2 separate regions of the Mus musculus genome follow, and region 2 is linked to region 1. A link is a loop called in an ENCODE intact Hi-C map of the cell type or tissue named here. Cell type or tissue: heart. All regions are shown on one strand. Links, peaks and the distances in the headings refer to the core of each region. The heading gives the core; the rest is flanking DNA. Region 1 has its middle 44 kb from the start of Bdnf. Region 2 has its middle 36 kb from the start of Lin7c.

What was found. Hi-C counts contacts between places; a loop is a spot of excess contacts. Peaks named below come from ENCODE experiments on the same cell type or tissue, not always from the same donor. Only the 100,000 strongest peaks of a DNase experiment are listed, where the experiment ranks them.
Region 2: a loop joins it to region 1, with 2.3 times the contacts of the local background. A loop is called at or near these places in 1 of 42 quality-filtered maps.

Annotation. Positions count from the first base shown.
Region 1 is chr2:109,728,957-109,745,246 of GRCm38, forward strand. No RefSeq gene overlaps it. Among named protein-coding and RNA genes, the nearest start is that of Bdnf, 44 kb to the left of the region's middle. In heart, for the core only: no CTCF peak of the experiment used is centred there; a DNase peak (open chromatin) is centred at 6,635.
Region 2 is chr2:109,846,613-109,862,902 of GRCm38, forward strand. No RefSeq gene overlaps it. Among named protein-coding and RNA genes, the nearest start is that of Lin7c, 36 kb to the right of the region's middle. In heart, for the core only: no CTCF peak of the experiment used is centred there; no DNase peak of the experiment used is centred there.

The DNA of each region.
Region 1 (16,290 bases), core at 3,540-11,539:
TGAAGTTTTCTCGTATTCATTGAAGGGATTAGCACACTCTAGAAAAGAGAGCAGACACCTTTGAACTGCAACAAGAGACTTCAGGCCTTACCTCGGGTCGGCTAGCATTCCTGGCAACGTTATTACTAGTTTCTCCTATTCTAGTAGCAAGAGTGTTCTATAAGTCAGCCAAAATGAAATGGCCATATTTTCGTAAGCTATTGCTAACACAGTTAACTGAGATTTAAAAGAAAACCGCATACATACATACATACATACATACATACATACATACATACATGGATATTTAGTCTGGAAAGACTATCATGGATATGGTTAACTTTAACATGCTGACTAGAAATATTAGTATTTGATGGGACATGGGCCATTCTTTGAGCTGTGTTAGCTCTTGCCTTAAAGGTCAGTCCTTTAGTTTGGAAGGTTGAAGAGTAACTGTGACCGGCTCTCTTTTAGTTACATTGACCTTTCTTTGGTTGAGCTTCCATGTGAGAGCCAAAGGTTCCATGTGAGAGCCTGAAAGGTTAGTGTAAAGCACCCAGAGCCTACACAGTCCAGCTAGTGAACACTCTAATTGCATCTCTAGCACCAGTCTTAGCATCATCTATTCTTTTAATTTTAGCAAGTATTCTTTCTAGGAAAAAAAATGCAAGTGCCTTGCTTTTTAACACATGATTCATGATAATATATTATTTAAAGAATAAATATCACATTAATGACAAAAATACTGCAGCATTTTACACATTCTATCATTCATTAACAAAAATCTATTTATGTGGCATGACATAGACTCTCCACAAGCCTTTCCCTCAGTTCCTTTTATAACTTGGTAAGCCACAACCTCAGAAGCTCCTAACCTGGCATTTGCATGGCGTCTGCATGCTTGGTAATGACAGTAGCATCAAACTGTAAAAGCTAGTCTTACAATTAACAAATCAAACCAAACACGCACACAAAGCCACCTTTACATTTATTTTATGTACGAGCTGCTATTTGCTTTTAATCATGAAATATGAAGAAAGTAGTTTCCTTCAGGAAAAAAAAAAGATGTTTTCTTTATCCTGAAAACAATCTCATACCAACTGTTAGAGTTAATGACAGGATGTGTCTGAAGCATGTAAATAGCCAAGGAGTGAGTTGGAACAGCTTGAGGTGTCCTCAGTGCACAAGGCTGTGGGGATCTGCTTCTGCTGGGCTCTACTTCACTGCTGTGTATCCTTTCAAACCATTCCTTAGAAACAAGAAGCTGCTCCGGTCATAATGTATGGACTAAGGGGAGATAGTTTTGTTTTGCTTACATGCTCACAATTTGTAAAAAGTCTTTATCAAGTACCATACTATACATTCAATTTATTTAGTAAAGTTGTATCACTTCAACCAAGGCCCAACATTTAAGAAACAGTCTCTGAACTGAAATTCAGTGCACATTTTTTAAAACAGCAGAACCCTTCCCTAAAACCTACTAAATGTGTTCACTTGGTGATCAGTGTCCCTATTCTTCTCCCACTGCACTAGTACAGTGAGTCCCAGACTGATCTTCGGACACCAGCAGCAGCAGCAGCAGCTCTAGAAACTCCTTAGAGTTGTACACTCTTAGGCCCCATTCTAGACTCAAAGACCAGGAGGCTCTGGGGCTGCCCCAATAGTATGGTTCACAAGTACTCGGATTGTGTTGTGAGTATCACTAAAAAGGGAGTCCAACCCTACCAGTCTTCTATGTGTTTATCTGGATAACAGAGTGTTAGCACAGCTCATGGGTTTGGAACTGTGGTCTCTGGTCCTTCTAGGAACTATCTCTTTCCAAGACTCCAGCTCCCCTACCTTCAAGTAGTCTAGATTTCCACTTCCTGAAGAGCAATGAGTACTTAAAAGTGGTATAAGGCTCAGGGTTGCACTGACAGCTTAAAAGCCTACATGGAAATGTAAGCCAAAAAAAGCTCACTCCAGTTTATAGTAGACATTTTGTTCTCTTTCCTTTCAAAGTCACAGGAGTAATGGAGTCAGAATACAGAGCATGCAGTCCTTTGTAACACATTTGGGATGACTCTAGGAACTGAGAGCCAACATGCAGCAGACTAGTAAAGAAAAGCTTAGTTTATCTAAGAAGGTAGGCTGTGCCCTTGACAACAGCCCTGTCTCTACGAAATACTGTTCATAAGTTAAATATGCATGCTGGCCTAATTAGCCATTAACAGGATGAGGGGTCCTAGGCTGACACTCTAGAATGACCAAGTGTCTTCCCTAGTCTTTGTGACTTACCTTTTCCTTGTAGGGATTGGCTTGTGGAAATAAGGCCCTACACCAAGGCCCATGTTCTCTCTCTCTCTCTCTCTCTCTCTCTCTCTCTCTCTCTCTCTCTCTCTCTCTCTCTCTCTCCTCTCTCTCTGCATATTCTAGACATCAAGCTGCATTTGAAGATGAAGGAAGGCTGGCCAAAATTATTTCCCAATTGGCAATATGGAAGATTGAATTATGGCAAACTTAGCTTCAAAGCCAAGAAATCTGGTTAATTCAGCCATAACTAGGCTTGCCAAGACAATCTGAGTCTCTGATCCTCTGCTAAGGCCTTCTCTCACTCTTAGGGAAGGTCAAGCTGGAGTGTCTTGGGGTAAGATTTTAGTCCTAAGGCACTCTATGTACTCTATTACCCACACTGACAAGAGATTACAAAAGAGATTTCTGACATGCTTTCATGATGGAGAATGCCTAGAAATGTTCTACATCCTGCCTCCCTCCTTTCTTGAGCCTCTTTTATTTGGCAAATGCTACAAGGCTGTGACACCTCCAGTCAGTACAAAGGTCGTGGTGGCTAGGCCCCCAAGAGACTTTTCGCTTTAAATGCAGCTTATATAGTTTTTATTTTTAACCGAATATGTAAAAAATAAAAAAATTTAAAAAAGTATGCCTTGGCAAAGCTGACCAGCGTCAAGGGGTGAACTTTTTCTGCCTGGTTCTAAACTTAATTTGAAGCTAGCAAGACAATGCTGCTAACCTGTTGTGCTTTATTTCTTTCCTACTTGCATGCTCTATTACGTGGTGCCTGGCAGAAAGAACTCCAGCAAGTAACTAAGTTGTGGTGACAGGTGCCACGTTAAAGTGCTGGATTTACATCCCATTGTCCCGGTTTCAGAAGTCTTTGTAACAAAACGGACTCTCAATTCACTTCTGGTGGTCATTACACCTTTGCCAAGGATGTGCGCGTCCCAGCATGCCTCTCTGCCACGTCCGAACACTAAGTCCATCTCTGCTGTCTTGAGAGCTAGGTGTCTCACAATTAGATGTGGGGATGGCATTCTGAACGACACTTTGGTCAGCATAGGGGACCAAGCTCATTGGCATGCCATGGCCTGGAACCCTCATTCCAACCTCCAAGCTTTGGATTATTCCTGGCCTAGAGTTCTTCAGGCCTGAATCTGTCAGAGATCTGTTTACCATATAAGTCTATCTTCTCCTAATGCTATTTTATACCTGGCTTCCCTTTTGATGCTCTCCAGGATCTGTGTCCTCTGGGTCCCATCTTCTCACCTATCAGAAGGCAGACACTACGGCCATTAAGGTTACAGAGTTTGAAGCCTGGCCCGTGCGTCTGAATTTCAGCCCTGCTATTACAGCTCTGTGACTAAAGAAAAGTCACTCACCTTATCATGTCTGTTTCCTCCCTTATAAATAAAACAGGTTAAAACATGCATACCTTAGGATATTGTGCAAATTAAACAAGGCAATACACATAAAGCTTTGAGGGGAAAAAAACAAGGAGCTCACAGAAAAGCCTCAGAAAACATCACAGATCCTTAGAGGACATTCTGGTAAGTGGCTGTTGCCTGGCATAGACCTTAGAGATCCCTCTGCTGTTCTGTGGTTCCTGGGAAGGATCCCATGTTGTCTGTGCAGCACTCCAGACTACTTTGGTTTTTTTCTAGAAAGTAAATTCCTGTTTATCCACTTTTGTGTCAGTTAAGAAGTAGCCACTCCACATACATAGGCAAATGGAACAGAAAACTACAATAAACGGTGATTCTCTGGAATTCATATTTCAAATGTTATCCATTGTCCCTAAGTGTCTGTGCCAGACAAATAGCAAGGGCTGAGGCAGCAGTAGATGGATGAATTCATGTCTCAAAGAGAAATGGAATCACTGTCACATCTCTGAAGGTGGTCAAAGAAGAGCCTGCCTCAGTCTCCTGTCGCATCTTAAACATCCATTCCATCCCTGATCACAGAAAACTCTCGAATACCATAAACATTCCTAACACCTGCATAGAGTAACTCACATCACAAAATTTATGATGGATTGGTCGCACCAATACAAAGAAACTAAGACACAAAGGAAATTTCTGCCAAAGTTCTCAGTGTTTATGAGTAATGGAGCAGGGCTAGATTTCATGTAGCCTGCATCTGCAGCCACTATCCTAACTCCTGTCAAAATTAAAAGAACATGAACGAAACTGGGAAAGTACAGGGGAGAGGGGGAGGAGAGGAGGAAAGCAAAGAGGGAGGAAGACGGAGAAGAGGAAGGGGGAGGAAAAAAGGAGAGGGGGGGGGACGGGAAACGGAGAGACTTGAGCTTCCGTCAGAAAGGAAGACCACTAATGATGCTTATTCTTTTCAACTTCAAAAGAGCACTGACTGGCTCTTTTAAGGGTTAACAGGCAAATAGGCTCATATTGCATGAAGGCCCCTCCCAAAGTGTATGCAATGCTGCTGGCTCTACGCTGAGCAACACTAGGGCAGGGTTCCCTCTACTTTAAGCCAGCTGTTTTCAATACCTAGAAATGAGACAGCTGTCATCCCTTCAACTTTGTAACAGATCTGAAAGGCTTCCTGTGAGTTGCTGGGATTGGGTAGGTGAGCGTTTTAGAACTACTTCCTAAACTCAGGAATGCTCAGTCCTCCAGAAGTCAGTGTTCTTTGAGTGGTACTTAGGACTGGCATCATGTGTAATAGGCAAGTACACTACCACTTAGCAACACATCCAGCCTGCCCAGGTCAATACTTTACAGAATTATTTAGTACTTATGGTTGGTAGAGAAGAAAAAGGACAATGGTTCGAACCCTGATAGGTCTGCAACAGTCTTGGACACCACCACCTACTATCTCTCTCCTCAGTCTTCCATATATATATCATACCTCTCTGCAAAGTTCTAACTGAATTCATATTTCACATGGTTATGTTCTGGGTGATCACTTCCAATTGACAAGAACTGACCCAAAAGATGAACTTGACTTGCTTTCCTGATTTCCCAGTTTTTCGAGAACAGGTCTGTCAGGTGGTGGAGGTTCTGACACCAAACTCAAGGTTCAGCAGACACAAAGCCTGAAAGGGTGATACATCTTCTATAGACACTAACCTCGGAGTGACATCCATGGACTTCAAACAGATGATCCAGTGAGAAGCCGGTAAAGGATGGGTGTCCTAAGTGTTAGTTAAACACCAACGAGGAAAAGAATTTGAGAACAGACTCTAATAGTACATCCTTAAGTTGTATGAGACACCAGAGTCTCTGCTTTCCATGCTCTGTAAAATATAAACCAGATGGCCATGTAATTATAGACATGGAAACTGACAACACAGGAGCCTACATAGGTTTTCTGAGTTATCACAGTTAATAAATAATATAGTCAGATTTGAGCTAATATCCCTATTGTACAAAGGCTTCAATCTTAACTTATGGCTCTCAATATTGACATGTACATTTGAGTCACACAAAGAAGCTTTAAAAGTTCTTATGCCGACCTCAAACACGGGCAAGTTAAATTAGAATCCTGACAGTGGAACCCAGGCAACTGTATTTTCCAAAAGTCTTCCCAGTGGTGGGTTCAGGGTAAAGTATTAACCAGGGTTCTGCTTCCTCTGAGTCAGCTAATGACTAAGATCATGGAATTCTAATGGTTGATCATTAGCCAAGCAGGACCCCAGGTCTAGAGTCAGCTAAGCATAAGTGCGTGCATAACCACAGCGACAAGAGACAGGCACTCTAGACGCTAGGAGCAACCTCTGGAGTCATGACGGGACACTGGAGAGTCCAGGTTAACCCTGTAGTATTGGGCCAAGGTCTATCAACTCCTGCAGGAGCCCTGAACAGGAACAATATAGGCACAAAGGCTGCAAGGAGTCTGAGTCTGCAGGTGAGGGTCCTTGGCCTAGCAGTGTAGAGAATGAAGCTACAGGAGTTCCTCACAGCCAGGTCATCAGCTGCTCTCAGCCAGTAACACACCCCAGTGTCGTTTCACTACTGCCTGGCTTACTCTGTTGGCCTCCAAAAGGCTTTAAATGGTTCAACTGGAAGAACAAAAACAATCTATCATGACTATTTGGAGGATTTTCCCTATTTTCAAAAGTGACCATTAAAATACTCTTTGCCTTTGTCTTCTGCTCCTTCAGATATTTTTGTCTGTCCCCCTCCCCTACCGTAAACTGCCAAATAGGCAGTAGTGATTGACACTTAGAAGAAAGAATAAAATCTCTGAATCCTATAACCCCTTCCTGGAGGGCTCCTTTTAGCAGCAACGCAGGACATGCCTGGCTTAGCCAGGCTAATCGAATTTGGCAGATGTACTGTGTCAGCAGGCACCAGGGTGCTAATGCCCCAGGTCAGCTGCTTGAGAGGGTAAGTGGGCAAATGCCTGGCTTCTTCCCCATGTTTTCAGAATAGGAATCCGAGTCCCAGTAATCATCTCGACTGTGGGACCAGAGGCTATTTTGGGCCATCTCTTATCCAATGGAAAGTTAGGGGCGGTGTCATTTGAAACTGCCAAGGAGCATCTGATTTCACCCTTATCCGGGACATGTCCCCAGAGGAAATGGGAGCAATGTCAAGGAGATCAAAATGCAGGTGTCAGAATTTCCCTTTGTTTGTATTTCTGGGCTCTTTTTCATCTCTTCCTTCCATTTTCAGCTTTTCTTTCCATTGCTTTGGCTAAGGTGTTCACTACAGCTCACCTGGAATATAGCAGCCTCCCAGTGGTCTCTACAAACACACACACACACACACACACACACACACACACACACACACACACACCCTGCCCCTGTGTTGTCTATGGCTTACCTCTTGCCTTTTAGGATATTATCTTTCTGAAGGTTCAATGGAAATGAGTGTGAAACTGCTTTGTATCAATCACACTGTGCAAGTCACCATACCCACTTATACACAAATGTACTCATGTGGAAAAAGACACAAGGATGCAGTCTTCCCTTGAGGGAATAAAGTCCAGTGCTTTTGCAAGGGATAAAATGGAGCGGGAGGAATGTTTTAAATCAACAGTGTTTTAAGGCAGTGTGTGTGTGTATGTGTGTGTGTGTGTGTCTCTCTCTCTCTCTGTGTGTGTGTGTGTGTGTGTGTGTGTGTGTAGCTTCAAATGAGTACCCCCCAAGCATTCATGGTGGCCTGGTCTGCTTGGTGATTGCATGTCAGAAACAAATGTAGACTGTAGCTCTAATTATGGCCATTTCTCATGGAACTAATGCTGAGAGAGGCTGTGAGGCAGAGGCAATTACTGGTATAACCAGGAGATAAATTCAGAGGACATATGCTCTCTAATATATCTTAGTGATAGATGGACAGATTATATAATCTTTCTCCATTTAACACGTGGAGTGGCTCATCATTACTGACAGAGTGCACATCAGTCACAGTGGCATTCATGACTTTTATGATATGGCTTCAGGTTATTCTCCCCATCATATACTCAAACAACTCATTACATACCTTACACTGCCCTCCCTTTCCACATCTTCCCTCTCGCTATGTGGAATCTCTATGTAATCTATGCCTTTATTTCTTTTATGCTTCCTTCCTGGATCATGAAAAGTCCTAGCCAGCTGTAACCTAACTGTGGAAGCTCCCTCCAAGACGGATGACCCTCCTTCCTCAAAAGCTATCAACTGCCAGTTAGATAGCTTCCTCAGTTAGATATAGGATCTGCAGAGTGCCTCCCCATCTACGCAGTAATTTTGGCTGGCTTTATCTTATGCAGGTGACCATAGCTGTTGTGAGTGGAGGACTACAATAGCTGGGGTGTATCTAGAAGACAGTAGTCCTCCACAGGTTCTGCACTTTCAATTCTTCTATCTGCCAATCCTGCCTGTAATGTAGTAACCCCATGTGCATCTTCTCGTAGAAAATCTTGGTGATTGACTATTTTCCATTCTCACCAAATCTATTCAAAAGCAATTCACAACAATTCGAAGTTAACCAAATGCTACAATTACTTTTCAAAATGCTCAGGATTTCATTTTCAGAAGTTTTAGACTAGCCTGATAAGCCATTGGTTTTGGTCAGAAAAAAAAAAAAAAAAAAAAAAACATCACTACATGTTCTTTTGACTCTTTTCTGCCATAGCTCTCAGCTTTGTGCTCTGCCTCCATTTTACAATAGAAGATGCTTCCACCTTCCAAAATCAGACTCAGCCCAAGGCATCTTATGCGCCATTGTGAACTTATCAAAGCAGCTTTTCAATTAATCACATCTTTCTTCACAAAGGAATCTTCTTCTTCCACCCTCATTTTTCTTTAAATGTCACATGCTACAGAACCTTGAAGACTCCCATGAGGCTTTTGGGATTCCTCCCTTGAAATAGTAACTACTTAATAGACAGTAATTATCTTTATGCTGGCCAGCACTCTTGTTTTACCACTCTTCTTCTCTTAGGTACTAGATATTTCCATTCATCTGTTTGTCTGCCACACTCCAGCCATCCACCTGTCAGAAAGCCCTCAACATGTATGTTTTAAATTGAATGTTCATAGGATAATTGAATGAACACTACATTGTGAGTATATCTGCCCCTAAATAGCCATAAAATAGCAGTACATCTCAGCAATAAAAAGAATGTATTTAAAAGCCTAAATGAATAATTCTTTTCTCTGGTTATATGTTGGTCATCTGGGTGTTTAAAAGAACACAAAAACATGATGTCTAGACAGTATTCCAAGTCAAATGAAGCAGAGCCCCTTCATCAATTTCATCAATATTGTTTTGAAAGCTCCTAAGTAATTTTGCCAGACAGCAAGATTGAAAAGCATATAATTTTTTTTGAAATTCAATTACTATTATTCTGAGTCTAATCCATGACAGGTGAAAAACAACAGGTAATAGGGAGAAGCCCTGTGGATGCCTTTTGGTGTTTTTCTAATAATTTGCATCATGCTTTCACACAAATGTATATACATTGACACATAAACGTCACACAGTGTGGCCACTGAGGTTTTAGATGTTTCCTCTTTATAACTGGGAAGAACAAGATAGTTCCAAAATGCAGTGCAAATAGGTGGTGGCGTTGGATTTAGTGAGATCAGGTTTTGCTTCAACAGGATTTCAACTCTACATTCACTATGTGGGGGCTCTGGTTTCACCAGAATAATGATAGGACTTTGTGGGAATAAAACAATTAAGAACTTGCTGACGGTGAATTGCTCCATCTCACACATCCCCATCCCTACTACACACCAACCTGAACAGAAGAAAACTAAGCAGTTGGTTTCTTCTTGGTTTGGATACATTCCACTTGATGTTCTTCCAGGCATTGTGAAGTAGAATTCCTTTCAGTATATGTGACTGTAAAGAGATGGATTCTTGAAATGGAGACTTTGGGAAATGAGGATAAACATGAGCAGGGAGAAAGCATGGTCCTAGGAGTCAGTCGACTGGAATTCTTGACCTTGCTCTGACCCTCTCCAACCATGTAAACTGGGCAAGTCCCATCATTTCTTCCAGTCTTGGTCTCTGCAGTACATTTATGCTGCCATAACAGAAGACTCAAGACCAAGGTTTATAAACTACAGAAATTTATTTCAAACAGTGCTAGAGACAGGGAGGTGTAAGGTTAAGGCACCAGTGGGTTCAGCTCTCTGGTGAGGGCTGTTCTCCAGATCTAAGACAATGCATTGATGCTGCATCTCCCAGAAAAGGGGGACATTGTATCTTCACATGACAAAGAAACAGAGAGGGTCAAACTTGCCCTGACACACTCCTTTATGGCAGCATTCATTAATTCAGAGCTCCCTTTATCCCAACACTCCCGAAGTCCTACCTTCCAAGGCTGTTGGAGTGGAGCTCAAATCTTAACACACTGATTTTGGGGAGACACATTCATGCCACAGCAAGAAAGTTACTAGATTTCAACATCTTAAGGTTACCGTTGGCATCTAAAAACCTCATTGATTTGAGATCTTGAAAGAGTACATGAGAGTGATGTTGAAGATATATGAGCCATTTCTTAGAAGCTAAGCTCTTCTCCAAAGCGTGGATTACTTATGCATTCAGATAATGCCTTAAAAATCTAATCCATGTTCTGCCTTTAACTGGTACTACATTCTTGAAAGCAGTTACATTCCCTCTGAACGTCAGCATTCTCAATCATGAGCTGAATGTTGCACTAAGTCATCTCTACTACCTCTTTTAACCCTGCCAAATGGTTATTAGGAGCCTGGATGGCTGAATATGAACTCTATAAACATAAACCAAAATTTAAAGTATGAAGATGTCAGAATTAAAGAAAAGCAAACATCAGTTGCCTAGTAAAGACAAATGAACCAATAAAGGAGAGAGGAGGAAACAGAAGAAGAATTCACAGGTAAAGTTCAAGTTCTGAACCTATTTACCCAACTGAAGAAAAAAAATGTCTCTAATTATATTTTAGTTTAAATGCATAAAGGGCATCACATTTTGTAAAAATAGCTTGAACTCTTAAAATAAGCACAGTGCTTGCACAATCAATCCCCAATGCTGATTTTAAACAAAACGTTCTGGGTTTGTTTTTCCGTATATTGATGTGACCTTTGTTGAAAGAAAACCATGCAAGTAAATAAAGTGATTATTTTACTGATCCATACTGAGAAATAATCACCATATCTCAAATCTCAGATCTTCATTTTTATTCTACTCCTTTTGTCATTTGATCATTTTATGAGCCATTCTGGGACTTGATCTTAGGTGTGCACATTCTGTCTGGTACTTAAAACCAATCTGATGGGTTCAGTTAGGGCTTCAGACTTCAGCAGACACTGCAGTCCTACACATGCCCCAGTTGCTTCAACTACTGAACTAACCTGTCTGCTTCTCATCAACATGTGTACTTTTTAACATGTGGACTTTCATACTCCTACATAAATTAGCCATTTTAGATTCAGACCCATTTGCATCTCTTCCTTGAGACATCTTTGATACCCTAACCAAGAAACAGTCTTCCGTTCCTGACCCTCAGTTTACAGTGATACCTATGTCACAGGACTAGGATCTGACCCTATAAGATTACATGTAAAATAGCAGTCAATATTGTCTTGACTGCAGGTCAGATACTATCAGAACCTGATACTTATTAAACTCCTGACATTCATTACAACTATTAGTAAGCTCCCAAGTGATCCATAAGGAAACTGAACTATAAAGAGCATTAAAATCTTATTCAAGAGCCTGGAGAGGAAGCTCAGCCGTCAAGAGCACAGACAACAGGCAGCTCACAGTTGCCTGTGACTCTAGTTGCAGGAAATCTGATGAGCTCTTCTGGCCTCTGCAGACATCTGTATGCACAAGATGCACAGGTTTGCACTCAGGCCTACACACAGACACATAAAATAAACAATACACCTTTCTCCTTAAAAAGACATTTGTTAAACCTTATAGATAGAAAGTACGATGACTCCACAGCCACCGTTTTTGACCACTGTGCTATGCTGCCTGTGCTGTATACATGTTAATTTATTTTTACATGTAAATTAATTTCCTCATAGAACTGGGTGCACTGGTGTCAGGAAATAATCAGAAAATAATTATTGAATACAAAGACTTGATAATTTCATTTGAAGGAACCAACCTGCCTCAGTGAGTCTCTGTTGCTTTCTAGAGGGTGCATTTGTACTGAACTATCGAGCCACACTGGGTAGGAAGGCTTTGGCTAGTGCCCTCCTGCAGGTTTATTTCTACTCTATCCATTCTCAAGGCCAAGATCCACACATCCTCGTCTCTTGGAAGAAAATATTTCATTTCAAAAATTTGTTCTCTTGCCAAAGAAACGTCAACAGCACTGAAGACATCAAAATATTTCAGAGGGAACGTTCTCATTAGGAAAAGATTACTGTTTTTCTGTGTGACCTTAGGCAAGCCACCTCATGTCCCTTAGACATCTCCTCATCCGTAACATGACAGGGCTGAACATAATGATCTTTAAGCTCTAACAGTTCGTGATTCTATGTTGTTATATGTTTTTTCTTCTTCTTCTTTGATATCTTGAGATGTGCCTGGAGGCCCCACAGGATGCAGAACTGCAGTAATATGATCTATAGAGGATATAGTTGCCAAAGGTAAAGAACAAAGCAGAAATAAAAGGATATTTGCTTAAACCGTTCTTATTTACATCAGGACTCATGAATTTGCACCTACAGAGGGGTTTTCACGATTTTTCAAAGGCTTTACCACCATTGTTAGGACGGCTCCCCAATATTGAAATAAAAGCTGTAACAAAAACACTGAAAGACAAATACAAAGAAAAGCTCACTTTATCTGTATATCTAGCATTTAGTCAGCATCCATCACTTTTTAGCTCTGTAAAGAAGCTTTAAAAAAACACACTCTAAGCCCAGAACTACTGCCACTTAAAGGGAAAGGAAGGTAAATACTTGCTGCTACAAACGAAGAGTATGAAAATACGAAGCAAAGAACGAGGGCCAGACACAGGCCAAGAGTTCATTCCAGGACTTTCTGCCACAGTACTAATCCCTCCCAAACGTGCGATGCCTCCGAGTTTCCAGAACGTTTAACGTACATTAACTTTAATCTTTAGAATACACGTGCATTGCCATCAATACAGATGAGGAGACTGATGAAGAATTATAAAAGCGGTTGTTTTTATTTCAAGGAGTTGGCTTAATACAAACTCGGTTTTCAAATAAAGCTTTGCTAGCTTCAGACCCTGCTTCTTGTCACTTTTTCAAGACTGTTTATCTGAGCTCAATGTAAATCAGAGAAGTGCTGGATATTTCTGTTAATGTTGGGAGGAGTAAGAAGAGCAAAAGTGCTGGGATAAAGTAGGGAAGCCCAAATACATGCTCTACACTGAAACATTTTAAATAGGATAGGCATCTTCCTTTCCAAGAAATTGAGGTGCAGCATATAGACAGTGGTGACCTCACATCTGGAAACAGGTGTGCCTGGCTCTAGAGATTAAAAGCATTCATTCTGATTAGAACTCTCATCTCTACATAAATATTGGTCCAGCCAGCTGCTCAAGCCTGATGTCTTCACTGTGATACAAGACTAATAATAGCAGTATGCAATGGTATGATTTTGTGTATATAACAGGTAGACTCATTCTTTTATGTTTAAACCAGTATTTGGTACAACAGTAAAGAATCAGCAGCTCCCTGCTACACTTCAACGCTTATCCTGAGTTTTGCTTCTTTTCTCCTCAAATGTACAAGGGACTATGAGTTGAAGAGAACCTATGATGTGGTAAAATAGATTTTTGTGAAGCTGTCCTGAACACATTGGCCTTCTCTGTAGACTTTCTGATCCATCCGTCAGATTTAGTGGACAGGCAGAGCTGACTTCATGAGAGATGAACTCTGCCACGTCTGAACAGATGCAATAGCAGTAAGATTCTCCCTACTGGGAATTTGAGATTGGAACAAATACGACAAGTCTTACATAACTCTGAAACTATTGAATTTAAACAGAAGAACAATGGGGCAGGTGTGTCCCACTTTAAATAAGGGGCAAAGAGAAGCCATCTGCAGGTTGAAAGAAGGAAGACAGAAGAGGAAAATAGAAGCCAGACAGTTTCAGATCTTGGTCTGTTCTGAAGTTGTGGCTATATCCCTGTCTTGGAATCTACTTCTGTTCCCTCCTGGTTGCTGAGGCTGTCCCAGGGACTTACTGCAACTGTACCTGAGGGATTGTGTAAGTGTGTTCCTCTGCTCGTATTTCTCAGGAGTGGAAACCTGGAGGCACAAGGCCTGCTTGTTTAGTAAAGAGAACACGGAAGCTGAATAGCAAGCACCCAAAGGAACACTTAAGCCATTCTGTATCTGAGGTGTGCTTGTGTGGTCAACCTATGTCAGGTGATCTGAGCTTTGGGGATACACAACTACACAAAGTGTTGTATCCTAAGATTCCAGGGATTCTAACGACTCTGAACAGCATCCACCCCTGAGACCCATCACACTCATGCGGACATGATAGGAAAGGATGTGAACGGGGAAGTAAAGAGTCTTCTGGGAGAAAGCTATAGGGGAGGGCCACTGTCATCCAGCCTGCATGTGGCAACAAAGCATTCATTATCAAAGGAGTGACCAACCTCCAACTCAGCGTTGTATCTCGAAGCCATGCTCCCCATAGAATTGTCTCTTTATCCTGCAGAGCAAGGGAAGAGAAGAGGATACACAAGGGGAAAGCTGTTCTGTGATAAGCACCAGACATCTATTCTACCCTCCATTGTGTGGAACCCAAATGACCTTAATACCTCCTGGCAGTGGTTTCATCTAGAACACTGTAGTCCTAGCAAAAGTTGCCAAGGAGTCTTGGCAGAATGAGGAGGATGCTATATAGAAACCCAGAGGGCAAAATATCTGGGATCCATGGAGCAACCTCTGTGGGCCCTCAGAAATAATTGGGAAAGGGGAAATTTTTAAAATAATAACAGAAGAACTGCAAGAGCAATTAAAGGTGAGGAGGAAGTGGGAGCAGTAAAGCACAGGTTAGAAGCAGCAATAACTCAGGGGACATAAATATGCACTCAGGCAACCGCAGAGATTGGGACCAGATGACCTGAAAGAATTTAATGAAGCTGAAAATGCAGGCCAGTGATGTGAAGTGCAGATGGCTGCTGAATTGCTGGACTGAGAGTCATCCAACCTCTCTCTCTCCCCTTCATGCAAATGGTAACCTTGGTGATAGACAAAGAAGTTTCTCCTATTCTATTTGAATGTCACTGCCTACATTCTGATTAGAGATTCAGAGATCAGAGAGGGTGCCAACACATAGGGTAAAGAAACAAGGCTCTGCTTGGATTCTCCTGGTGTCACAAACAGTGCCTGATATAATAATAACTACGAGATATCTGACAGGTTATCAAGTGCCCTAAGGGTACAGAAAAATGTGGGTGTGAGCCACGTGCAGATGGAGATGCCAGGTCAGGCCAGAGTATAGAAAAACAGACTTGGATTTTACAGTCCAACAACTTGGAACTAAAGAGACCCAACCTCAAAGTATGGTGCTACCTCTTACCAACCATGTGTATATCATAAGTTAACTTCCCCGACTTCCTGCTTTTTTTCTGTAAAACTGGAATAATAATGTAAAACCACGATAGTTAAATGAAGTGTCCTTTACTTTTCCATTATAAACTAGGCGAGCCTGTAAGCCTTTGTCCTATTGCTCTTGTCCCAGAGGACTGGACAGTAGCTTAGATGAACATGGTGTCATATGGCAGACCTTGGCACACAGGCTACCACTTGTCTCATCAGAAGATAATCTTTAAATTTGGTCCCTTTTAACCTATGGAAATACTGTCCTGGGCTTATCAAAAATTAATTTCAAGAGGAGCTGGAAATCTGGAGTTTCAGGGAAGTCTCATCTAAAATGTGGCAACTAATTTAAAAGTTTTTACAAATCCTATGACGTCTCGAAAGGAGAGTCCGTAATGGAAAGGGAGTCATGAGTGCAGGTGGTCAGAGCAGGAAGCAGAGAGATCATAGCTCAGTTGCGTATAGTAAACCAAGAGTGAACTGGAAGTGGGGCAAGCTTGGAAGCTCTTCAGGCCTGTCCCTAGTGCTGTGTTTCCTGCCCAGGGTTACATACACTACATAACATTCTGTAACCTCCCCAAACAGCACCACCAACAGGAGACAGGAAATCAGGTGTTCCAATATCGGTACCTATCTAGGCCATTTTTCATTCAAACCACCACAGACACTTATAAGGCAAACCCCAAACAAGCTGCATTCAGTCCACAGATGCTGGGTGTATTTTGAGGGAGGAGGAGATCACAAGAATCCAGCCTTAAAACAGCCATGGAAAGTAGCTTAAACCTTGGATGCTTCAGTTGTTCTCAACCTGTGGGTCAAGACCCCTCTGAAGGTCGAAGGACCCTTTTACAGGGGTTGGCTATCAGATATCCTACATATCAGATATTTACATTACAATTCATAATAACAAAATTACAGTTTTGAAGTAGCAACGAAAATAATTTTATGATTGGGGGTCACCACACAACATGAGGAACTGTATTAAAGGGTTGCAACACTAGGAAAGTTGAGAGCCACTGTAAGACATCATTGATTCCCTTTACACAGAACTC
Region 2 (16,290 bases), core at 5,267-13,266, 120 kb after region 1:
GAACAACTGTAAAGCCCAAGCACAGAGCATAAAATCCCACCTTTCTACGTCTGCCAAGTCAAGCCAGTTGCTGCAGACTCCAATCCCTAAGTCAAAGCCTTCTGCATTAAGCACGGGCTTGCCTCTGATTACTTTCACACAAAAGTCAAATGCATTTCCAGGGGGCTGCTTTATCTGTGGAATGTTGAGCCACACATGTAGCATGTTCAAAATAAAGGTGCCAGTTACTTTAATTGTATGAAGCAGGCAGTTCCACAGAGTAATATTTCAGTATGAATTCCCCTTTGATTTCTATAGCTGCTCTTAACCTCTCTTTATACAAATAATTCATATTTAATATAAAAACTGTAGAAATGATACTAAGCCTAAGAAAAATATAAAAGCCATCACATTTTCTAAACTATTATCCTATAATAAACCTTTAAATTATGCAATACATTTCTCTAGTTTTTTTTTCCTCTAAAATATATTTTTTCAAAGAAGTGTATTTCATTTGATTCATTCAATCTTAGAGATTGAATGAATGTGTATTATAAACATCAATATTTCTATGGCATTACTTTTAATGACTACAAAGTAGTTTATTAAATGAGTTGGTCATACCTGAAAGAATTGACTCTTTATTACACATTTAGAACATTTACAGTCTCTACTATTAAAAAGCATATCACTAAGGGGACTCAAGATTAATAAATTACTATACACAGTTATGATCCTCTCCTCCCTTTCATTTTCTCAAGATAGATATGCTAGATTAAAGTTCACAGAATTTTGATATGGCTCAGTTGGGACAGTGTTTACCTAGTATACAAAAAACCTGGGTTTCATCTCCAACCCTGCAAAATCTCTGAACAACAATACAAATAGGTGTGGTGCCATAGCACGGAATGCTAGCATGCAGGAGTGGAAGGCCAGAAGATCAGAAGTTCAAGGTCAAGGTCATCCTTAGTTACATATTGTGAATTTGAACCAGCTTTAGCTACCTGAAATCCTGTCTGAAATAGGCATATGTATAAGTAAATGTATATAATAATTTAAGAATAAAAGGTTATGAATTTGAGAGGGAGTAGGAGGAATTAGAGGGAAGTGGGGAAATGATGTAAATGCAATACTCATATATAAAATTCTCAAAATCAATAAAAACAAATATATCAAAAGTTTGAAAGTCTTAAAAAATTCTTTTTTTAAAATGCACACAAAGGATTCTTTAAATGATGATTCCTTTTAGAAGACTCAGAAACTATTTTCCCAGCTTGGTGGTGTTGGGAAGAACAGCTCATGCTGCAGCCCAGGTTGACCTGGAACTCCTAATGTAATCCAAACTAGTTCCTAGCAATCTTCCGGCTTCAACTTCCTGAGTGCTGAGTTTATAGGTGTGAGTCACCACACCTGACTTCTCACTTGCTTCTCTCTCTCTCTCTCTCTCTCTCTCTCTCTCTCTCCCTCTCCCTCTCCCTCTCCCTCTCCCTCTCCCTCTCCCTCTCCCTCTCTCTCTCTCTCTCTCTCTCTCTCTCTCTGTGTGTGTGTGTGTGTGTGTGTGTGTGTTCAAATCTTCAATTCTTGTAGAATCAACTGAATAAAATACTTCTGGAGTTTCAACTTAAGTCCTCTGGAGTAAGGAAAACATAGGATGTGCTGCTCCTATTACTGCTGCTGCTGCTGCTGCTCCTACTACTGCTGCTGCTGCTGCTGTTCTGTAGTTGATTTTACAGTGTGGTCAGACCTTAGGACCACTGGGCATATTTTTGTGCTTACAGATATACACAAGCATCTTACTTTCAAGGAAATAGTAACTGAATTCCACATCTATCAAACTTTATGCAAAAATATAATGACTAGAACAAAGCATGTGAGTGGTGGCACTGTGAGTCACAGTAATGAGGTTTATGGATACCCTCGGTCTACATGTGTCTGGGGCATGCAGCTGCTGGTTGCTTGTCTGGGCTGCAGCAGTGAGTGGAAAGACAGTATACATGGCCCTCCTGCCTTTGCCTCTTTGCTTTGGAATTTGAGAGGAGCCAACCCCGCAGCAAACAAGCGAGGGATCGTTTTCCACCCATTTTGTCATCTTTATTTCACAGTAACTTTGTAAAAAGAATGAATGAATAAGCACCTGAAATGTGTCCCCAGCATAATAAATTCTCAGAGACAGGAAGAGGAGATTCTACAATTTCCTCTTCCTAAGCCTCAGTAATCTCTCAGAGCATCGCAATCCCCTTGTCGACCTAAAGAAATCCGATCGGCAGCTTACTCATGCTGCTCTCTGTTTCCAGGCCTCTTTTGCAGTGTAAAGTGCTCTCCTGTTTCCCCTCCTCCCTCAGGCACAGTCAGCTGTGCACCCTGATGCCACTGGATAAATAATGCCTCACCCCGCCCCCACACCTGCCCCCTAGGAGAGTGCGCTCATCCATTTATATCTTTGGTATTGTCTCATCACGTATCCTATTTGAAGTCAGTCCTGTGCATTCAACTCTAAATATCCCTGCAGTTCTCACCGAGAGGCCTAGCTATGCCAGCTTAAACTACATAAAGATCAATTTACAGAAGGCAGGAACTATTTATGTTGAAATATTGGCCTGTACTGTCTTGGTCCATTTCCTACAAGTTAGAGCCACACTCCTAATGATATAAAAGTAAAGCCTAATGTTCTAATGTTTGATCTCTCTCTCTCTCTCTCTCTCTCTCTCTCTCTCTCTCACACACACACACACACACACACACACACACACACACACACGCATGCACACACACACACTAGCTTTCCCAATCACATATTTGAGTATAGAGACCAGAAGCTACCATGAACTGTCCTCTGTTGCTTCCAGGGATCGACCAGAATAGTCTAGCAGAGTCTCTGCCCTGGGATTACATGTACCACTGTGCTTGGCTTTATATATAGGTGGTGAGAATCTACATTCAGGTCTGGATGCTTGTCTATCAAGCCCTTTAGCCACTGATCCATCTCCCCAGATGAAGCATTTTATTTAAAGATGAGCACACTGTTCATCGGTCTTCAATATTTGAAAATCATCTATTTTTTTCCAACATAATATTTGTATTGACTATTTGAGAATTTCCCATCATGCACACTCACTCCCAGTCCTGCTAGGTCTGCCCCTACCCGTGTGACCACCACTACCCCCTAAGAAAGAAGAAGAAAACAAAACACAAGTCCAGTTTGTGTTGCCCACATATACTCACTGGAGTGTGGTCAAACTCCCAGTAGCCAGCCCCTAAAAGAGAACTGAGTCCTTCAAAACCAGCACCCCTGCCAGAAGCCATCATTTGTGGAGAGCTACATTTCAGCATCCTTATCACAACTTTTTAAAGAGTTCTTGTTGATGGTTTCCTGTCCAGGCTGATACTTTGGCAGGGATTTGGGGGGGGGGGAGGTGTCACAGACATCTTCTTTGTCTCTTTCTGAACTGCAAGTCTGCAGTCATCGATAACATTGCAGAAGTTCCTTGCCTCTTATAATCAACAAGAACTTCCACTTGGGGTTTGTTGGCAGTATAGACCACAGACATCCACATGGTCTCTCATGTTAACACATACTATGGGCCTCACCTTGGTCTCTGGTAGAAGTACAGACCACAAACATCCACTGGGCCTTCAGTTTTAACATAGGCTACAGACATCAACTCAGTCCCCAGTTGCAGAAGAACCACAGACCCAGGCCTTCACAGGCTACATGGACCACAGACATCAGCATGGCCTTAGAGGGGAGGAGGGCCTGAGGTTCAGAGAGATCCAAACAATTATTCAAGTACTGAAAAGTACTGAATGAACTCAAGCAGGTGTCAAACTTGAGCACCTGCACGCATTGAACTTTCTATGCTTCTAAACTTAAACATTGATACCATTGCATTGATAGTCATCTACTCTCCTGCTCCGATTATCTTTCAGGCAAACTCTAACCAAATTTTGCTACTGCCTGTTCCCTTAGACACCATCTGGAACAATGGTAGAGGAACAGGCTTTCTGGAATAAACTACATAAGTCTTAACAGAAATTTCTAGAAAAAAATAATCTCCAAATAAAGGAAGAATCAATTTGTTCAGTCACCTTTATGTTTACAGCCTACAGCAATATTTCCGTGAAAACCTCTGGTATACTTTCATGCAAGATCCTTTTGGGTGATTTAATGTAGGTTCTTGGTTTATATTTGAAAAATGTCGTTTGTCTCCCTATACTTCTCCCTGTTTGGAACAGTGTGTGTACCTATTGGGACCACAGTTTCACTCCACATACTGAATTACTGAATTGCTTGATTCTCCTTATGTCTATCTCCAGTCAGATGTCTGGCTCAGCTAGCTGCATAAATCTCTTCATCAACAGGGGTGTTATGAGTCTTGAGTTCCATCTGCATATGTGTTACGCTGGCCATAGAAGACAACTTACATAAAGAGAAAAGTACAGTGACAATCAGAATAAGACAGTGGAGGAAAACCGAAGCAAATGTAGCTCAACATTGGCCAAGTCACTTCTCTTCTTAAGCCGTTTCTTCATGTTTCAACTGAAGAGGTTGTTCAACACGGTTACTATTTTCAGTATACTTTTGTGTTCTTTCACTGTCTCTACCACTATATGCACTCAACTAGTGATGAGCGCCAACCTACAAATACCAAGTCCTACTACACTGAAGAAAGAAAAGAAGAGAAGAAGAAACAAACAAACAAAGACAGAAAGAAGGAGGGAGGGAGAAGAAAGAAAGAGAGAGAGAGAGAGAGAGAGAGGAAGGAGGAAGGAAGGAAGGAAGGAAGGAAGGAAGGAAGGAAGGAAAGAAGGAAAGAAAGAAAGAAAGAAAGAAAGAAAGAAAGAAAGAAAGAAAGAAAGAAAGAAAGAAAGAAAGATGATAGTTATATCTTAAATATATATAACTTCTTGGCTTTTTTTTTTTTTTTAATCATAAACACCGACTTCCACTGGAATTCTGGCTTAGGCCTGGCATAGTGACTCACATTTGTAACTCCAGCACCTGGAAGGCAGAGGCATGAGGATCAGAAATTCAAGGTCATTCTTGGCCTAGAGAGTCCCTAACCAGTCTAGGTTACATAAGACCCAGTCAAAAATGAACAAACAGAAAAACCAGGAAGAAGAAAGGCACAAAGGAAAGAGAGATAAGTAAGGGAAAGAGGGATGAAGAAGGGGAAGAAGGAAGAGATGAAGAAAGGGAGGCAGGAAAAGGAAAGCAGGAGGAATGCAAGAACTAAGCAAGAAATTCTGGCCCTGCTTGGTTAATGGTTTGAAATAAAAGTAATTTCCTACCCAAGCCTTCTTTAAGAATCCAATACGGATAAGCCACAGTGTTATGGAGGATGTTTCTTCACATTCATCCTAAGTGTGTCCGTCTGGACTTTGCTCCCATATCAACTCAAAAATGCTTTGGACCCCTTAGATTTGAGAACAAAACACCCATGGAAGGAGTTACAGAGACAAAGTTTGGAGCTGAGATGAAAGGATGGACCATGTAGAGACTGCCATATCCAGGGATCCACCCCATAATCAGCATCCAAACGCTGACACCATTGCATACACTAGCAAGATTTTATTGAAAGGACGCAGATGTAGCTGTCTCTTGTGAGACTATGCCGGGGCCCAGCAAACACAGAAGTGGATGCTCACAGTCAGCTAATGGATGGATCATAGGGCTCCCAATGGAGGAGCTAGAGAAAGTAGCCAAGGAGCTAAAGGGATCTGCAACCCTATAGGTGGAACAACATTATGAGCTAACCAGTACCCCGGAGCTCTTGACTCTAGCTGCATATATATCAAAAGATGGCCTAGTCGGCCATCACTGGAAAGAGAGGCCCATTGGACTTGCAAACTTTATATGCCCCAGTACAGGGGAATACCAGGGCCAAAAAGGGGGAGTGGGTGGGCAGGGGAGTGGGGGTGGGTGGATATGGGGGACTTTTGGTATAGCATTGGAAATGTAAATGAGTTAAATACCTAATAAAAAATGGAAAAAAAAATGCTTTGGACACCAATGACCTACTCATTGTCAAACACGTGTGATTCCAAACTGACTTCTTGCTGAATGTTCTAGTTTGGAGTTCTGGACTTCTCTTTCTGGTTTGGAGCACTGTACTTCCCTTCCTCTCACATCTACTCAATGGGTTCCTCCTCTCATTTTTCCTCAAAGCTTTGTAAACCTGAGATCCAGTCTTTACCTCTTATTTCCTGCTCATAGATAATCTCATCAATACTCATGGTTGCCTAAATGGAATTCTTAAACCTGACTATCTTCTGAGTTCTAGATAGGCACATGACAAACATCTCCACTGGAAATACTCAATATATAAGTGTGTATGTCATTTAAGCCCTGTATTTTACCAAAATTTTATTCAAGCTCTGTAAATGTGCTACATTTATGATTATTTCTGTAATTCCATCCAAGGAATAAGCCATGGCAGTTTAAGCTGCAAGAAGACCAATCTATAAAAGACAAGAACAATTTGCATCTAAAATTTTGGCTGATACTACAGTTGACCCTTCCTTACAGAATCCAGAGCCAAATTCCCAATTAATAATCGAAAAGTGAAACCTGATGTTTGCAAAATATCTTGTTTAGTGCTCTAAGTACACCATATATAACATTTTCAACACTCATAAATCCCTCAATTCACAGCAGGGAAAACTAAATGCATAACATTTATTTATATGGTTAGTTTTATAAATTAATAAGCATATAATCCATGCCCCCTTCTTCTGATTCTCCATCTCCTCCACCCAGTGATAAATGAGCAAGAATATTCTAGGAGATAGAAGTGACCAAGGTTTAGAAGGCCTCAATCTCTTTCCCCTGATTCCTGGAAATGGCCAATATGTCCCTAACACCACTGTTTCTGTATAGGGTGCACTTGCACAGTGTATAACACCTTTCAGCTGGTTCTCTTGGAGTATTTCAGATTGACTTGGTTTATCTTCTCCATAGTTTGTTCCGTCTGTTACTGCTAAGATGTACCCACTGTACAGACAGAACTACCCACATCACATGTTCACTTGCTGAAAAGCATTTTGCTATTTCTACTTTTTGGTAACTGTGAGTAAAATTGGCACATGTGTTTACAGTAAGAGTTTGGGTGTACATAAATTTTTACTTCTACAAAGCAAGTACCATGGAACTCCTTAACTTTTTTGTTTGTTTGTTTGGTTTTTTGAGACAGGGTTTTTTCTCTGTGTAGCCCCGACTGTCCTGGAACTCACTCTGTAGACCAGGCTTGCCTCGAACTCAGAAATCCGCCTGCCTCTGCCTCCCAAGTGCTGGGATTAAAGGTGTGGGCCACCACGCCCGGCTGGAACTCCATAACTTAAACCTGGTAGGAATGCTACCTGAGTGTCGGAACGGTTATTGCACTTTGTGACTGGTGAAAGCCAATGGCTCTGCATTCTTTTTAAAAACTTTTATATTTGTTTTATTGTTGTGGGGTTTTTTGTGCATATGAATAAGTTGCCTGCATGTATGTATGCATACATGTATACCTGGTGTCTGCAGAGTTTAGAACACCGCATAAGATCCCCTGGAACTGCAGTTTGTGAAGGGTTGTAAACCATCTTGTAAGTGTGGGAACTGAATCCCAGTCCTCTACAAAAGCAATGGGTCTTAGCCACCAAGCCACTCTGCAGCCCCTGTCCTGCACTCTTACCCCTATTCACCAGTAGTTTTTATTTTACTTTTAAATTAGCTATCCTTTATTTCCACTCTAATTTTTCTCTCCTGAATGGCTAATGAGTCCTTGTATGCACTTGCTCCTAATTTTTTTTCCCCAGATTGTTTGGGATAATTAGGTTTCTTTGCCTTTCTGAATTATTTTTTAAGCTTTCAAAAGTTGTATTCGGATGTAATGACCAAATACAAAAACAAACAAAATCAAAAATGATGTGTTTAATGGTCACCACTATAGTGTTTCTACTTGTATGTGTTAAAATTTAAGATTCATCCTCTCAGCAAGTTCCAAGCACAGAATGCAGTATGCTAAGGGTCATGCTCATGCCATACAGTCTTCTTGTGTGGATTTTAAAGTCAGCTTTACAGGAGAGCACTTCACTGGTCTTGCAGAGGACCCAGCTTCAGTTTCCAGCACCCACATGGTGGCTAACAATTGTCTGTAACTCCAGTTCCAAGGGATCTAACATGCTTTCTGGCCTACGTGAATACCAACTACGCCAATGGTACATAGACATACATGCAGGGAAAACACTCATCCAAAAAAAAATAAAATAAAATAAAATTTAAAGCTCTCTCCCCTCAAGCTTGTCTACCAGCAGAAAGGGATTTTTCATTCTCTTCTGCTCTGCCCTCACCTGCCCTGCTAATGCCTGAGGGCTGAAGGCTTTCTGCAAAGTCTCTAGTTTCTCTCTACCTCAGGGACTTGCTTAACATTCCCACAGCCCACACTCCACCCAAGGCTCTACTGCCTTAATTTCTCTTTGCAGAGTTTATCATCATCCAACAGTTCTACGGCACTTACCTATTTCCTTTTTCATTGCTTCTCCTGAAATACACAGGCATGCACATGAACACGCCAAGAACACATATTGTAGGTAGCTCAATTTATTTTTTTTTTATCTCTAGAAGCTAGAATACTATATAATACTCACTAGACCCTCTTTTCTTTTCTCCTTTGTTCATCCTTTCTCCTTCCCCCCGAACACTTCACTCTTCCCACCATTCATCTGTGGCTATATCATGGCAAAAAATGTATTCGATCACCGAATCCCAAGGAATAAGATAAACATAGTTCTTTACCTTGCTAGAAACAACCCTTGCTCATGGATAAAGAATATACAATACATTTAACTTATATCTACTAGATCCTGCAGTGTGTCAGGTTTCCCGTGATTAAGATAGTATGCATTAAGATAATCTATATTCTCAAATCACAGTCTAGTTTAATTAAAAAGATATTTAAATATATAGGAAATAAGAGAATGATGCTTGCCAAAATAGTGTTACTCAGTGAGGAAGGAATTAGGAGAGGTTTAAAAATAAATCAGTGTGTGTGGTCAAGGCACTTTCAGAAATAACTATCAATTAGAGGGAAGACTAATAGCCGACTGTGAGTTTGGTGGAGAACTTGTCCCCATTTGAGCAACCTGGGGAGTTGATCCAATGACTCGTGTTCCTTTGACAATGAGTCATGCTTAATTTCACGATAGTTTTGCTGTGTTTGTGGTTATGAAACGATCCTCACGCTACCATTCCTAATATTAGAAGATTCTGTTCTAACCAGTACCAAGTGTCAGTCAAGGGAGTGGGTGTGTGTGGTGTGGGGTTTATTTGTTCTCTGGCAGGCCTGGGTTACAGTGAACTCAGCACTTGCCAAATAAGAAAACATCCTGGAACTTTCCTTAATTTGCTGAATGAGACTAAACAAGAGGTGCTTGGGGGCACATTCAGGGGAACTCAGCGAGCCGGATGGAGGGATTCAGAAGGTGAATAGTAAGAGCTGAAATGTTCTCTTGCAATGAAATTGCCCTTCTGAGTAAACGTTCAGCAAACTGGCAGATCCATAACTCTGGGGTTCAGAGGGCTGAGCAGAGCAATAGCAACAGCACGAAGTTGTCTTGAGAACACAGCCCCAGTTTCTAGACTGTATTTCATTCGTGAACACTTCTGAAGCTCCATTTCTAATTCCATTTACAACCAAAAATGGAAACTTTGCTCATAAAAGGACTCAGTATAGCTGGGCAGTGGGGTCAAATGTCTTTGATGGAAGCACTTGCGAAACAGAGATGTCTGTAAGTTCAAGGCCAACCTGGTCTACAATACGGTGTGAGTTCTGTGTAGCCAAGGCTACATAGAAAAACCTTACCTTAAACTCCACTCCCTCCAAAAATGAGGACACAGGGACCTCACCACTACCACTAAAAATGAGGGCACAATATGAAGACACAGGGAAATGGTAAAGTGTTTGAATGAACTTGAGGGGGGGAAGGTAGGACTGGAGAATAGCTAAGTGGTTGCTGGATATTTCACATTCATTACCCCATCTGATCTGCATCATATTCCTGATGGCTAATAGTGCTTACTTTCTCTATTTTATAAAATGAACACTGAAGCTCAGATAGAGGAGAGATTTCCAACATAAGAGTCAGGACTTGAGCTCTGTTTTGGTTTTAGTTTTGTTTTTGTTGTTGTTTATTGTTGCTGTTATTATTATTGTTCCTCCCTTCTAACTTATATTCTTTCTTCTCCACCTCCTCTGCAAAAAGATCTGGAAAATAAGTTGTAAAGCTCTAGTCTAAAGCCAAGTTTCATGACCTAGGCTTACTATTGGGAATCACTGGGAATTTAACCCTCCAATGGCTGGAGCGTCATATTTGGTGGGAGTATAATCTGGACACTGAGGGTTTTTTTTTTTTTCATTTTAACTTGTTCCTATTGAAAAGAAACTTTTCACTCAATATATTTTGTTCATGTTTACCCCTCCCCCAACTCCTCTGAGATCTTATCCACCTCCCTATCCAACCAACTTCATGTTCTTTCTCTTTTATTTTATTTTTTAAAAGGAAGGAGGGGGAGAGAGAGGGGTTAAAAACAAAACAAGGAAGTTGTCTTCACTAAAGTTTCTATTGCTGTATGAAACAACCTGACCAAAAGCAAGTTGGGGAGGAAAGGGTTTATTCAGCTTACACTTCCACTTCCATCACTGAAGGAACTCAGGACAGGAACTCAAACAGGGCAGGAACCTGGAGACAGGAGCTGGTCCAGAGGCCATGGTTCAGCTTACAAGCTTGCTCTCCATGGCTTGCTCAGCCTATTTTTGTTTGTTTGTTTGTTTGTTTGTTTTATAGAACTCAGGATCACCAGTCCAGGGATGACACCACCTACAATGGACTGCCCCCACCCCCACCCCCATTATTAAGAAAATGCCTTACAACCAGATCTTTTGGAGGCATTTTCTCAATTAAGGCTTCCTCCTCTCTGATGACTCTTGTTTGTTTCAAGTTGACATAAAAATAGCCAGTACACAAACAAAACACCAGTAAGATAAAACATGTCAAAATAAAGCAAAACGAAGTAAAAGCTCCATAAAAATACCACAGAGCTGATTTTGTGTTGGCCAGATACTCCTAGGCACAGAGCCTACACTGGAATGTGGTTGATATACCCATTAAGATTTCATTGGAGAAAACTGATTTTCTCTTTGACAGTTGCAGATAGCTTCTTTGTTAGGGTGTAACCCCATGTCTTTTTCTACTTCTCAATGCTAGAACCCCATCTGGTTTGAACCCGTGCTGGTCTTGAGTATTTACTGTCACAATCTCCCTGTGAGTTCACATGAATATAGATCCTCTTGTGTCTTGGAGTTCTACACCACCTCTGGCTCTTACCCTCTTTCTGACTTCTTTTCTGCATAGGTCCTAGAATCCTGAAGGAAGGAAAAGCTTTGATGAAGACATCCCATTTAGGAATGAATGTTGCAAAGGTTCTCTCACTCTCTCCACATTGTCCAGTTGTGGTTTCTGTGTTAATTCCCATAGACAGCAAGAAGTTTCTCTGATGAAGGCTGAATGAAGCACTGATCTACAGGTACAGCAGTGTGTCTATCCTGAGGCATTAGTGTATTCCTGTGTTCCTTTAGCACAACAATAGTAGCAGGTTTCCATCTAGTCATATCTCTTATCTTGTGTCAGGTTTTTGGCCAATTTATCAGTATCAGGTATGGGTTTCATCTCATGGGGTGGGCTTTAATGCAATTTTTAAAAGTGGTTCATTACCCCCATAACATTTGTGCCACTACTCCATCTTGCAGGCAGGTCACCGTTGTAGGTTGTAGAGTTTGTAGTGGATGATACTGATGATCACCTTTCTCTTCTGGTGGCATGCAGACCTTCCAGGACCATGAGCAATTGTCAATGGGAGTAAGGGTCACGTTTCTAGTTAGACACTAGTTTGACTTACCCCACGTTCAATGACATAAGTAAGTCTCATCTTCAGCAATAATGCCTGCACCCTACGATGTTTGGGGGTTTCTATGGAGCTACTTTGGGCAACAACTCGACAAGATGTAGCTCAATGATAAGACTTTAATGTTTCCAACTTGAGAACAATTATGGAGAAATGATTTAAATTACAAATCTGCTGACCTCTATCATAGGTTTATTACTTAGAATCCCAGATGTGAGGATATTTTATAATATACCTAGACCATTCTAGTAACCTCCCAGACCTTAGGACCACTATGAGTAATTTCAGATCAGGAATAAGACCCACTTCTGTCCTTACCTGTGTACTCAAAGGAAATTGATTTATCTTCAGAACACCTGTGTCTCTTCATCTTAAAATGTTGTTTCTGGTATTTTTCCCACTGATCTCTAGAATGGTCAAAAAAAAGTAGTAATTGTAAGAGTCCTTTAAAAATGATAAGGTGGCACACACTTATAAGGTGTTATAATTCATATACGAGTGTCATTTGATTTTCGCCAACCTGTGCAAATCTTGTCTACCAGACTTGGCATCTGATGACCTGAAAGAATAGGGACAGACTACAGAGTGATGCTGTAGACAATCTTCTTTCATTTTAAGTGCACTTTTAGACATGAACCAACAAAGAAAGCAACGATTCAAGCAAAGTTGTTCAAGTTCAGAAAAACCATGTAAATAAACAGCAGTAAGCACATACCAAATATTAACAGGGAAGTCCTTTCCCAGAACTTTCCCAGGATAGAGCAACTGAAATACAACTGACAGGAATGTACCATAGATTATATCTGAGAAAACATGAAAGCAACGCAGAAAGCCATATTCTGGGTACACTGACCAGATTGGGTTCTGTAGCTATGATCTGATATCCAGCAAGAATAAACATGTCTTATAAATTGAACGTAAATGTTTGTTACAGAAGGCACAAAATCATGTCCAAGAACAATCCAGGGAACAAAATGCACCTGAAGTACAAAGCCCTCTCCCTTGTTTCCCGGAGCCTCCCTCACAGGCATTGCTCACCACGGGTCATTCTTTTGACTGTGCTCTAACAGCCTCTGACTGTTTTTAATCTCTGACATTTACTGGTAGGTCCATAGAAAGGAATCTTACTTTTATAATTCTGCACTAGAAACTCCCTCTTTTATCCTCTTCTCAACCCACAAGGGGCTGGCTGATCAGGATAGCTGCAGATTCTCTTTCCCATCACAGGAAAGAATATACAGAGAAAGCTTGCCTCCATGAGGGGAAATGGAGAGATGAGAACTGTGTAACCTCAACCACAGGCGTTTGTTGTCAAAGATCTGAATTTAACAGAAGGGCTGAAGCATTAGCCAATATGCTTTTTCCCAGCACTCACATTCAATTCAGAAATGAGGCTTCCCATTACCAAGAACATCCCATCCCAGTGGGAGTGCCGAGCTTCTTCCTCTGGGTTTTGGAGTGACTTGGGTGTGTGGCAAAGATACACAAAAGAAGATATTACACAGACATTTTCTAACTCCTGGCTCCTAGTAAGCTACAAATGCCCCAGATTCTCAGGATGAGACACACAGAGGCTGGATTAGTGTCTTGTTTTGTTGCTTGGATAAAATGCCTCTCTTAAAAGCAGTTTGAGCAGGAAGGGTTTGTTTAGGCTTCTAGTCCAAGGATCCAGTCACTCCATCACGGTAGCAGGGGTTTGAGGGGGGTAGTCACATTGCATCTGCAGTCAGGAAGCAGGACAGATGAATGCTGGTACTCAGCTTGCTATTTCTTCTTTTTATTCAGTATGAAAACCCCACCTATGATATTATTTTTCACACATTTAAAGTGAATCTTTCTACTTCAATTAACCTAACTTATATAATCCCTCACAAACATGCCCAAAGATATGTTTCCATGGTTTATCAAACTGAAAAAAAAGTATTAATGATCCTGGGGCCTGATGGCCTTTTGACAGGTTTTGACTCTTTGTCCCTTAGGAAATACTGTCAAACATGAATGTCTGCCCTCTAGACATTCTAACCTCCATCCTTTCAAATGGTATTATGTATATTTAACTATCGATCATCATAGTCCCAAAGGTAGTAAATATTGAGACTCCAAAGAGGAAAACACAGCAGGATAGGATAGGAGAGACCATACCTATATCCCCTTTCCCTGGGGCTTCCTCTGGGGACTGTCTACTACCTTTTTAATGCCAGTGCAGGGCCCACCCACCTGCAAAGCTTTGTTCCAGTGTTTCACAGACAGAATTGATACATTTGCAGATTGTGAAAATATCCAACTAATTTCTGAAGGAAAACCAGACAAAAATACTGAAGACAATATAATAAATAAATACTATTATATAGTTTTGTTTTGTTTTACCATTGACTCTCTTGCTTGTAACATTTGTTAGCTATTTATTGTTACCCAAAATCCTGATGGTAACGGCTACACCCTCTGACACCACTGACAGGAATGTGTCTCTAGCATGCAACTAGGCACCTCAGCGCATATGCACATATACGATGAGGCAACCTTTTCTGTCTCCCAAATTAACCCTCAGAAAGAAAGGGATTATCTGCTGCTTTGTAGTCCAGTGGTAGAATGTTTGCCAAGCCTGTACATGCCCTGGGTTTGAGTCCAAGCCCCAGAGAAAGGGAAGGAATTGTAATTTATTCCATTCTAATATGGTCTTTCAGAATCCTGAGATCTCTAGTAATAGCTCTATTTAAAAACAAACAAACAAATTAATGTATTATTATCCAGTGACCAAATCAATGCTAATTTGGGTGTCTAATTTGTAGAAAATATCAACAAAAAAGTATTAAATAAGAACTAAAGGAAGGCTCCCAATGGAGGAGCTAGAGAAAGTAGCCAAGGAGCTAAAGGGATCTGCAACCCTATAGGTGGAACAACATTATGAACTAACCAGTACCCCGGAGCTCTTGACTCTAGCTGCATATATATCAAAAGATGGCCTAGTCGGCCATCACTGGAAAGAGAGGCCCATTGGACTTGCAAACTTTATATGCCCCAGTACAGGGGAACACCAGGGCCAAAAAGGGGGAGTGGGTGGGCAGGGGAGTGGGGGTGGGTGGATATGGGGGACTTTTGGTATAGCATTGGAAATGTAAATGAGTTAAATACCTAATAAAAAATGGAAAAAAAATCAAAAAAAAAAAAAAAAAAGAACTAAAGGATCTGGAGATATGATTAATTTGGTAAAGTAGTTGCCCAGAATGCATGAACCCCTGAATTCAATTGCCAGCCCCACGGAAACCAGACACTGTAGTATGCCCCTGTAATCCCAGCAATTGAGAGGAGGCAGAAAGATTAGAAATTCAAGGACATCCTCAACTACACAGGAAGCTTGAGACAACCTAATTTACATGAAACCCTCTCATTAAAAACAAAACAAAATAGGAAGGAAGGAAGGAAGGAAGGAAGGAAGGAAGGAAGGAAGGAAGGAAGGAAGGAAAGAAGGAAGGAAGGAAAGAAGGAAGGAAGGAAGGGCATGTGTGTGCACATGTGTACGTGTGTGATGTATGCATGCATGTGTATGCATGTGTGCAGATGAGCTCACCAGACATTAGTTGTTTCCCTTTATCATTCCCTAACTTTTCTCTCTTTCAGAGTCTCTCCCAAAAACTAATCTGTGCTGTTTTATATAGGATGGTTGGCCAGGGAGCTCTCAAAATCTACCTGCCTCTCCTATTAGGTAACATTTTACTCCAAGTTAAAAAAATTCCATCCATGAGGAAGCTCTTTTGACTCAGAAAGTTCTACAGGGAGATTTAATTAATAAGACTCAGAAAATAAACAATTCATAAGTCTCAGGAAGTCCCTCAAACTGACCAGGTACTCAAGACTTCTCCCTCATCAATAATCATAATGAGTGATAGTATGAATTACACCTACAATGAATATTTCACCTCATCAGTTGTGATATTTACTGTTGTCTTAGTTAGGGTTCCATTGCTGTGAAGAGACATGAACGAGTCAGCCTTTATAAGGCCAACATTTAATTGGGGCTGGCTTAAAGGTTCAGAGGTTCAATCCATTATCATCAAGGTGGGAGCACGGAAGCATCCAGGCATACCTGGGGCTGTGGGAGCTGAGAGTTCCATCAGCAGCTAGAAGACTAGTAGGCGTTGCTCTGATGCTAAGGTCCTGTTCCCCAATTGGTCCTTGATCCATCAATAAAGATGCTAGCAGTCAATCAGCTGGGTGAAATAGGCAGAACTTCTAGTTCTCTGAAGGCAAGCTAGCAGACTCAAGAGAACTGGGAGAGGAGAAGGAAGCATAGCAGCAGAAGATAATGCCAACTAGCCATGTGAGGTTTCTGGTTGGGGTAGCCATTGGCCACTCTATCTGATTATGCCTGAGGG